Linked DNA regions of Homo sapiens: region 1 is linked to region 2. Evidence: chromatin contacts called from ENCODE Hi-C data. All regions are on one chromosome and are shown on one strand. The core of a region is the stretch at or near the end of the contact, and the rest is flanking DNA. Distances in the headings are between cores, read along the strand shown. Region 1 overlaps INCR1 (interferon stimulated noncoding RNA 1). Region 2 has its middle 46 kb from the start of JAK2.

Region 1 (5,538 bases), core at 167-2,666, 640 kb after region 2:
ATCATGGTGTTCAGAAACAGCAATGGTACTCCTGGCAATATGTGTTATTAGGAATATGAATATCTGTCAATTGTTTACAAAATTTTGGGGGATCCCTCTAAGGAGTTTTTTTCTTAAAGTTGAGAAAAAAAACCCTAAAAGCTCATTTTCTTTCCTTTCTTCCTCTCCTTTGTTTTCTCAACTATAAAATTAGAATGGCAATAACAGTGGCTATCTTTGTCAATGTCATGAGATTATGGGTAATTTTTTTCTTTATATTCTTCTTGTATTTGAAAAGCTTAAAAAATAAACATTTTAAATTCAAAAAAAATCTTTAAGCAATTCTTTAAAAATATTTTGAAATTTTAGAATTTCAGCATCTGCTTATTATAAATCAAAAGGTCACATAAATGGCAGATATAATGTTTCTGGGGCAGAATTTTTAGATGCACAACTTGTGTTTTTTCCCTATGTCAAGTACAAACTTTCACCTGTGTTTTTATGAGAATCTAAAGAGAAACTACAAGAAAAGTGTACTAAGTTAAAGTTTGAAAAGGCACTGGGTTTGCCAGCATCCTGCCTGCCTAATCAAACATCATGCAGCTCCAGCACAGAATGCATGACTGAGCTGCGTCAGAACATGTGAGGTTCATGTGATTGGAGGAGCTGCCAGCATCTTTCCACTAGTGCTCTGGGGAGTTGTCTTCAAGAACTAACGTCCTGAAGGCAGAAAACTCAAGGGTGGGGAATGAAAGGGGTCTTTCCAAAATATAAAAACTTTTCTGAGTGTTCTCAAAATGAAGACAAAGAAAGAACAGCTTCTGTGTGTGAGTATGTTATAGTGGAATGTGACATTTGAAAGCTGTTAGGGAAAATGCCAGTCTGGCAGGCTACAGCTGTATCCCCTGAGAAGCACAATGGAAAGTTTAAGTCCAGGTTGACCAGAGCCTCTACTTTCTTACACTCATCAATGAGACAGGGTGATTCACTGGACTACCCTGACACAGTCCCCTCCCTTTCAAGGCTGTGTGGCATAAAGGCAGCTCATCTAGTCCCCAGGGTGTTTCAGACTCTGTCTTAGGACTCTGAAACCCCCAGTCAGCACTGTGTACTTGTGAGAAATACAAAGTATGTATTAGATATGCTCTACCTTGAGTTTGAGGAATGTATAGTGAGCTGGAGAAATACACCACAAAAACCAAAGCTACATGCAATCAAGTGACTGATAAGTGGGACCAGACCATAAGACCCAAAGGAATTCAGGGTGGGTGGGAGCTCCCCATGGACAGGAGTAGCCCAAGAGAGCAGGGAGGGAAAGAAAAATGCAATTTGGGAGGCCGAGGCTGGCAGATCACTTGAGGTCAGGAGTTAGAGACCAGCCTGGCCAACATGGTGAAACCCCGTCTCTACTAAAAATACAAAAATTAGCCGGGCGTGGTGATGAGTGCCCACCAGTTACTTGGGAGGCTGACGCAGGGGAATTGCTTGAGCCTGGGAGGAGGAACTTCCAGTGAGCTGAGATCACGCCACTGCACTCCAGCCTGGGCGACAGAGCAAGACTCCATCTCAAAAAAAAATTTTTTTAAGTTTACAAAGCATTTTCAAATGTCTTGTTATACTAGTTGAGCCTCACTACCACCTGGTAAAGGGAGTAGAACAAATATTCACATTTTATGGATGAGGAAACTTGGGCTTATAGAAGTTAAGTAACTTGCCTAATTTATCCCATTTCTTTTTCAGTAAAGTTACCAGTTTGGGCTGGGCATGGTGGCTTACACTTGTAATCCTAGCACTTTGGGAGGCTGAGGCAGGCAGATGGCTTGAGCTCAGGAGTTCAAGACCAGCCTGGGCAACATGGCAAAACCCTATCTCTACAAAAAATACAAAAATTACCCAGGTGTGATGGTGCACGCCTGCAGTCCCAGCTACTGGGGAGGCTGAGGTGGGAGGATCGACTGAGCCCAGGAGGTTGAGGCTGCAGTAAGTTGTGAATACACCACCACACTCTAGCCTAGGAAACAGAATGAGACCCTGTCTCAAAAAGAAAAAAAAAAAGTTACCAGTTTGGTAGCTTAGGGAGTTACAAGTTTGGTAGCTCATGGAGTTGCCATAGACATAGAATATATTGATTTTTAATCACAGCACACAACAAGATGTACATTTATATCCTTGTGAGTAAGTGAATATGGTTGAGAGAAGAGGTTAGGTTGACAAAGCAACTACTAAAAAATTGTCTTTTTCCCTCTGTCTTATGGGTAACTTGGATGAAAACATAGAAGATGAGCTTATAATATATGATGATTAATAAAGTAGGGAGAGAGAGTCAGTTGGATAGAAGAGTTTCTATTTCAAAATCCCAGGTTGCCACAGTGGCTCACACCTGTAATCTCAGCATTTTAGGAGGCCGAGGCGGGCAGATCACTTGAGGTCAGGAGTTCAATACCAGCCTGGGCAACATAGCAAAACTCCATCTCTACAAAAAATACAAAGATTAGCCAGGTGTGGTAGTGTGTGCCTGTGATCCCTGCTAATTGGGAGGCTGAGGTGGGAGGATCGCTTGAGCCCGGGAGGTTGAGGCTGCAGTGAGCCAAGATTGTACCACTGCACTCCAGCCTGTACAACAGCATGACGCCCTGCCTCAAAAAATAAAAATAAAAAATAAAAAAATTAAGTCCCAGGTTGAATCACGAGGTCAAAACCAAAGAGGTAGAATGAAAGGTCCTGCTTTTGATCCACACACCTAAGATGGAAGAGCAGTTTATTAGCAGTTAATATGAAAAAGTTCTGGGGATTTAATAGAAAAGAATTTAAACAGTATCATACTCATAAACTACAAATGTGCCCTAAGTACAAATGCAGGTTGAATTGAAATCCAATTGCTTAAAAACTAAGGAGGTTGGGCATGGTGGTTCATGCCTATAATCCCAGCCCATTAAGAGGCCAAGGCAGGTGGATCACTTGAGCCCAGGAGTTTGAGACCAGCCTGGGCAACATGGCGAAACTGCGTCTCTATAAAAAATACAAAAATTAGCTGGGCGTGATGGCGCACACTTGTAGTCCCGATACTAGGGAGGCTTAGGTAGGAGGATCACCTGAGCCCAAGGAGATCAAAGCTGCAATGGGCCATGACCTCACCACTGCACTCCAGCCTAGGCAACAAAGTGAGACCCTGTCTCAAAACAAAACAAAAACACTAAGGAGAACTTCAGCAGTGTTGACAGGACACTGTTCAGAACTGGGAACAAATAGTCCTATGGAACCTACTATGTCTAGGCCAGCCTACCTCTAGAATATTTTGTTCTATTCTGGGCCCGACTTGTTAATTGGGACATGAATAAATGAGAGTAGATCTAGAGGGAAGCACCCAAGATGGCAATCGGGCTTGAAGCCACCCCTAGACTAGGAATATTGGAAGAAGCTGGGCGCATTTCTCCTGGAGAAGAATTATCAAGGGAAGACATGAGAGCCAAGATCAATGGGTGCAAGTTACATTGAAGAAGAATTTGGCCCAGAAATGGAAAGAATTCACTAACAACTAGAGCTGTTCATCAAAGGTTAACCTCCTGGTTCCTGGATATATCTACATAGCCTGGAGCTACCATTTTTCAGGATACTCTGGAAAGTATTCTTCCCTTAGGTGATGAATTACAAATCTTCTTACTCTAAGATCCCATAATTCTTCAAACTAGACACTTAACTCCTATGAGCCTCAGTTTCCTGAGAAGACTAAAATGAAATGGCTTGTAAATCCCCTTCCAGCTCTAACTTTCTATGAAGTACTTGGTCCTAAAGGGTACCCTCGTTTATGTTTCACAGAGATACCAGAAACAGGAGTCTTTTATCTTCAACTTGACTCTCAAGATGTTATCCTCAAGTGAACTTTTTTCTACCAGCTGAAATATGTCCTTAAAATCTTTGAGTCAATGAATCATGAAATGAGCCAGGTTTTCAAATCTCATTTGTAGGGTTCCTTAAGAACTATGTCCACTTGCCACATTCTTTTCTGAATATTATTCTTTTTTTCTTCAACCCTGTTTTTTAACCCAAACATCCTGTTTTCAAACATCCTGTTTTCAACCCTCTTTGTATCTAAGGATGGAACAAGGCTGATGACACAGACAAGAAACTTGTAAAACATAGCAAGTATCTGCCTTTTATTTGGTGAATAATGTCAGGACTAGAGAAGGGCTGATGTGAAATTCTGGGCTGGGCTTTAAGGCTTTAAGGCATAGTTTTGCCTCAAAGAATTGCCTCCACACAGGACAAGTCACTGTAAGCAAAGTATGTGGCTGCATCTGGACATGACAGGAGGTGAGCTGGGAAGTCCCTGCCCTTTCCCTGCACATGCACTTACCCCATTTCTCCATCTTTCTACCTCAACACTTCACCTTCAGAGATAATTTCTTTCAGGCCTCAAAGCATTTTTAGACTTTAAGTTCTTTTGTTGCTGTTTATTAGCTCAACCAGGGCCATGTACCAGAACCTGGGGGAAAGGGCCATTTCTATGGAAATGGAGATAGGGTCCAGGCCTATCCTGAGAAAGTGCAATCATGAGGAGACCATCCTGTTCTTTCTCATGTATTTTATCATTCATTTGGTACTAAGCACTGTACTAGGCACCAAGATAGATAGTAAAACATCAGCCTTGTCTTCAAAGGGTTTGCAGATCACAGAAGCCCTCTCTCTCTCTCATCTTTTACATAGATGATATCCTATATAACAAGAAGAGATGTCACAGGATGACTAAAACAGGCAAAGCAGCTGGAATATGTGTGTGGCTGGGGCAGCCCATGACAGGGCCTTAACCCTAGTAATGACGCTGACAGCTTTAGTCACTGAGGGGAGTGGCCAGAACCTGCTGGTTTGGTCAATGGGGGACAACAATCAAGTAAGGGAAAAGTGATCTTATAAGGACTGGAGGGAAGTCAACAGAAAATCTCAGCCAAGTGCCATACATTTTTTTCTATAGAGTTCTATATTTTCTGGAACTCATATACAGAATTAAGTAAGAGTCACCCTGGGCTATATTGGTAAGGGCAAAGAGCTGGAATTTCTTACAACTTTATTTTGAAGCCTCAAGCAGCGGAAGGCAGATGGAAGAAGTAACATGTGGTGGTGGTTCTCAGAATTTTTACCACCCCCAAAACATGGAAGATAATTCCTCACTCTCCGGTCAGTAACAACCACTGACTTCTGCAAAGATTCACAGCCATTTGGGGTACATATCAGAATATCATGGAGAAGCAGGAAGTGGGGAGCAATTTCATAAAGCTTCCTACTTGAGTCTAATATAACCCTTTCCTACCTGCCCTGAGATCTATAGGTAGCTTGCCTGAGTTGAATCCAGCTCTGCCATTAACCAGCTGCATGACTACAGACAAGTCGTTCTCTTTGAACCTTAGTTTCCTCATACATAAAATAACGAACCTTACCTGGCAGTGTTATTGAGAGGAACTACAGAACCTATCACAGTTAGTATATAGCAATATAGCCAGATCTTTTTTTTTTTGTTTTTGAGACAGAGTCTCACTGTGTTGCCCAGGCTGGAGTGTAGTGGCA
Region 2 (5,476 bases), core at 1,139-3,638:
AACATTCACATTAGGATTTTTTAATGGTCAAAGAAGATATTTCTGAGTTCAAAACTCAGTTTTAAAGTAGAGTTTGGTAAAGTAGGGACATTTTGCTTTTTGGACATGGCTTTCTCCCTCAGCCTATTTTTGGAGCATGAGATCTTGTGGGCCTAAGTTCTGCATTCACCACATCTCTCCTGAAACCCCTGACTTCCCCTCTGCTACCATCACCCAGGGATCCCCCTTCCCACTCCTGTAACACTTTATGTCTGCTGCTCTACAGTACTTACCACACATCTCCCTCCCACCTGTATCAGATGGTCCTATGGGTAGAAAAATGTCTTATATCTTAGTAGTCCAATGTACCTGGGATGTAGTAAATGTCAGAGTCCGAAACTGTCTTATTTTCCAGATTTGGGCTTTGTAATAAAGGCCTTTTGAAGATAATGCCTAGGTCTTTGATATGTAATTTTAGGTAAAAAGAAAACTGAAGGAATGACTCTAATGGTAGAGGTTTCCGGCTGGAAAAGAGGATAGTGTTATTAGAGTCTGTGGGTAATTTGGGGGACAGAATGGTCTTCCTGGTAGTCCTTGAATCATACAAAGTCAATGATAGTTAGCTTGGTGTACCTGCTTGTTAAGATGGGCCTGGACAATGCTCTGACTTGTTGGGAAATAAGTAGAGTGAACAACAGTGTCTGTTTGTCTGGGACTGTCCCCATGTTAGCATGGAAAGTTCCATATCTTGGGAAACCCCCAGTCCTGGGCAAACCAGAGCACTGGTCACCCCATACAATCCAAATATACAGTGGAGTATGGCCTCTTAACTGTCACATTAACGTGCTGATAACTTGGACTCTAGTACTTGTAGGGAAAAGATAAATCTTCAAATAAGTAAACAACTAGCCCAGTTTGGGAGGATGTCAGTTCTGCTTTCTCATTAAGATAAGGCAATCTTAAAATCATTAGAGAACTCACAAATGTGGCTATAAAAATAACAACAGTTACATAATTAGATTTCCTTGGCTGAAACCACTAATAAGACATTGCCAAATTTTAGCTTATTGTTGAAGATAAATCTCTCTCACCCATTCTCTCTCTCTCTTACACACACACGTGCACACACACACACACAATTTTTATTTTTCTGGCTTAGCATACTTTTATTTTAATTATAGGTTTTATCGTTTTTCACCATGTTAACAGAACAAAGTTGGTTTGTTGTTGAAGGATATGATTTAAATGGATAGCTATTGCTGTGGTTTACTGAAAGCACAATACTGCATTATTTTGAAAATATGTTTAATGAAGCATATTTTCATTTAAAGCATACCTGTACTTAATGGAAATTTTTGAGATCCATCATTTCTAAAGATGAAGAGAAGAGGCTGTGTAGCCACCAAATGCTTGCTGGCCCTCTAACGCCTAAAGTGCTACATTTATTTATTATAAGAATATAGAGATAATAAGACTGTTTATGAATTACAAATCAATAATGAAATAACTCTTGGGCTAAGGACAAAATCAAATGGAAATTATAAATCACATAAATATGAATGGGCACAGAAGCATTACTCTACAAAATCTGTGGGGTATGGTCAACATGTTGTTCAGAGGGAAATCTATAGCTTTCAATGTCCATATCAGAAAAGAAGAGACATGGAGAATAAATTAACCAAACTTTCAAATCAAAATTTAACTTCCTAATTCAACCATCAAACAAACAAACAAACAAACAAACAAACAAATAAAACACAAAGTAAAGAGAATGGAAAAAAATGTAATGGCAGGAAATAATGTGATAGAAAAGGATAATAGAGGCTGCTGAACTTGAGGAAATCCTCCTTTTACACAACAAGGATGTCAGCTGCCCAGACTCTGACTTGGAGACTCACCTCCCAGCCCAAGGAATATGCGTTATGAGAGTAAGAAATACATGATTACACCTCTGCATGGATGACTGCAAAGGGGACAATAATAACTAACAATAAGACCCATGTGTCAAGCATTATGCCAGGCAGCTTATATAAATTATATGGTTTAGTTGTATTTCTTCCTCATTTTCTGATAAGAATATTGAAACACAGGATGGCCTAGTAATTTCCTCAATACTGAGGGACAGTAATTAATGTAGCTGGAACTTGAACTTCAGAAGGGTTATTAAGTGGGGTTTAATTTACCACATGTTGTTAAAGATGCCATTGGCTTTAGAAACATCTTGTTTTGAAAATTCGTATCTGTTTGGGAAGATCATGATACTATCAGTCGGTCATGCTTTAGAGTGAAATGGTTCAAACAGATTGCTTTCCTTTCAACAGCTAGCTGAGGTTAGCTGTGTTAAGAGAATGGGAGTTTTGAAGTGGTTAAAGAGAAAGAAGTAATGCAGGAGTGGCACTGCTTAGAGGCTAACACCCCCATCGGAATACTGGGCAGCTGGTAAGCAAAAGTACAGAAAGGGAAGTGAGAAGATGCCAAAGATAAACTCTATTTCAAAATTCTGACTATGGTCAGCCCCACCCTCAAGAAGAGAGGGACAGGTTCTTCCTCTTTTTCTGTCCTGTACAAAGCAATCTCCTATTCCCAGGACCAGGAAGTTCAGGTCCAAGGGCCACTCTAAGGAAAATAGAGTTGGAAGGGACTTTAGGGGTCCTATCCAGTCTACTCACCACAAGGCCTCCCACACCCTCCTGCATGAATCCTCCAAACTCCTCCTGACCATCTTTGCATCTTTGTTGCTCCTTTGTTGTCTATTTGGGGCTCGAGTTAGTTGTTAGAAATTCCTTTCTATCAGCCAACAATCTTATCTCCCTTCAACTTCCCCTCATTTGTCTTATATCTGCCCCTGGAATTGCCCAGTCTGTGTGGTATTTGTTCCAATGGAATTTGATCTGTCATATACTGTTGCTTTTGGCTGATTTGCTAAATTGACTGGATCTCTCTCTAAACTCAATGATTTGGATCAAGGTAAATGCTGGTAAAATGTGCCAGCAATTTCTTTTTCAGAAAGATCTTGCTATTGCTCTGTTACTTTTGTTTGTTTGTTTTTTTTTAAAGAATGTTCCCAATAGATTCATTTTGAGGGAATAGATTCACCTATGAATCCATGGAGTGACCCACACAAAACACCTACATAAAAAAGAAACAAAAAGAGTATGTTTTCTTACTGACAAACACTACTTGAAAGCTCTTCAAGTCCTTCGTGGTATAATAAAGTAAATAGATATTGAGAAGAAGAGATCATCTAGTTAACAAACATGGAAAAATGTTCCACCTCACTTTTAATTTTAAAAGTGATAAGATACCCCTTCCATTCATTTGGCTACAAAGCATAGCAACATTTATAATAATATTTAATGTTTGTTAGTACTATAGTACATTACCAGTAGAATTAGAAACGTCTTTTAGAAATTGATTTAGCTATATGTATTGAGATCTTTTAGTTTTATTTATTTAGTAATTTTTAGAGGCAGGGTCTTGCTATGTCGCCCAAGCTGTTCTTGAACTCCTGAGCTCAAGGGATCCTTTTGCTTCAGTCTCCCAAGTAAGTAGAATGACAGGTGCAAGCCACTGCACCTGGCTATCAGGAGATTTTAAAATATTCTCATCCTTTCACCTAGTAGAATCTCCTGGGTATTTGTACTAAGGAAATAATCCAGAGATTAAAAAAATATGCCTACGGTTTGCACTTCTCACAGGAAAATTATTCATAATAGTGAAAAATTAGTCACAGCCTAAAATCTAACAACAGGAAATAGTTTAACTAGATTATGGTGCATCCACTCAATGGAAGATTATACAGCCATTTCAAATAACGATTATGAAAAAAACATTATATGTAATCTATATTGTCCTAGTGGAAATATCTTAGGTAAGTCAATGGTAGCGAATCAGAAAAATATTGAGACTCAGTAGTTTTTAGCCACATGAAAAATTCTTGCAGTATATAAAAAACAATGTATACAAAGAAATGCACCAAAATTATTATTATGACAGAAAAAGGGTGGGAGAAGTGTTTTTATATTTAATCAAGAGCTGTACTGTATAACTGAATTGTTTGCCAGCGGAGCAGAAGGCAGATGGCTTGGTTAAACTCACACATTCTTGCCCACTCCAGCTATTTTTATAAGGCTCTTACGGTTTTAGGATTTTCTTACATTTTTGTTGATTCTTGTACTCTATTTACTTCTTCTCCAACTTCATTATGGAATATTATCTAGTGTTTATTATTTGTCTGGGGTCCCCATTGATATTAGCAAAAAACACTGGTCATTGGGTTGTACTTGATTATTTGAGTCTTCAAAGCTCCTTGTCATTGCATATTGCGGGACTGAGAGTTAATATAAGGATATGATTCTATCAATCAATTTTCACAGATATATATGTCACTGAACACGAAATATGGGATATATTAGTCAGCTATTGTTACAATGCTGAGTAATAAACAGCTCCAAAACTCAGTGGCTCATAAAAATAAGCCTTTATTTTCCTTGTTCATGAGCCTGTGGATGATCTGGGATGCTCTGCTTCTTTTGCAGGACAGCTGGGCTTATATCAAAGCCTCAAGTTGGGATCAGGCCTGCTTCACATGTTCCCAAATCCCATTAGCTATCTGAGGCATATTCTTCTCCTGGTGGATTATGAAAGGCAAGAGGCCAAGTCAGGAGAATTGCTTGAACCCAAGAGGCAGAGACTGCAGTGAGCCGAGATTGTGCCACTGCACTCCAGTCTGGGTGACAGAGTAAGACCCTGTCTAAAAAAAAAAAAAAAAAAAAAAAAAAAGAGGCCAAGTCAAACTACTTAAGGCCTATGCTCATGTGTGCTATCATTTAATTGATCAAACCAAATCACATATGTAATTATGCCCAACATCAATGAGAGAGGGAAATAACTCCCATTAGAAGTTCACCTGACAGAAGGAGGGGGTAAAGAATTGAGAGCAATGATCTAATGTACCATAGGGACAATGTACAAACAGATTAATTTAAATAATTGGAAAGAAATACCTACTGACTTGCAGAATAGGTAGGATTATCTCCATGTGTGAAAAATATCCTATTTTTCGATTAGACTAATGAAAACTTAATAAAATAGTTGTTACCATATATTTCTTTTAAAGAATATGCAGTATCAATATATTTTAAGGACAGCTAAACATCCTGGGTGTTTAGCCAAGTAGAAACTGGTCCAGCTTTGACTATCCTGGGTGTTTAGCCAAGTAGAAACTGGTCTAGTTGTAAGTGGATTTTTTTGTTGTTGTTTATTCTTGGGGACCGAGTCTCGCTTGGTCACCCAGGCTGGAGTGCAGTGGTGCGATCTTGGTTCACTCCAACTTCTGCCTCTGGGGTTCAAGAAATTCTTGCGCCTCAGCCTCCCTAGTAGCTGGGACTACAGGTGTGTGCCACTACACCTAACTATTTTTTTTATTTTTATTTTTTGTATTTTTAGTAGAGATGGGGTTTCACCATGTTGGCCAGGCTGGTCTTGAACTCTTGAC

What was found. A loop is a pair of places that touch in the nucleus more often than their neighbours do. Pooled maps may share reads with other maps.
Region 1: a loop to region 2 is called in a pooled map, with 2.8 times the contacts of the local background. The contact joins two enhancer-like sites. A Hi-C loop is called at or near these places in 1 of 168 maps with a recorded cell type or tissue (GM12878), 19 of 37 single-sample maps with no recorded cell type and 12 of 50 pooled maps.

Annotation. Positions count from the first base shown.
Region 1 is chr9:5,582,440-5,587,977 of GRCh38, forward strand. The region is part of intron 1 of INCR1 (interferon stimulated noncoding RNA 1); the gene reads right to left. Among named protein-coding and RNA genes, the nearest start is that of RIC1, 44 kb to the right of the region's middle. Within about 2 kb of position 1,417, at least 8 of the 41 ENCODE cell types and tissues checked have a DNase peak (open chromatin) inside an H3K27ac peak, as active enhancers do.
Region 2 is chr9:4,936,828-4,942,303 of GRCh38, forward strand. No RefSeq gene overlaps it. Among named protein-coding and RNA genes, the nearest start is that of JAK2, 46 kb to the right of the region's middle. Within about 2 kb of position 2,389, at least 4 of the 41 ENCODE cell types and tissues checked have a DNase peak (open chromatin) inside an H3K27ac peak, as active enhancers do.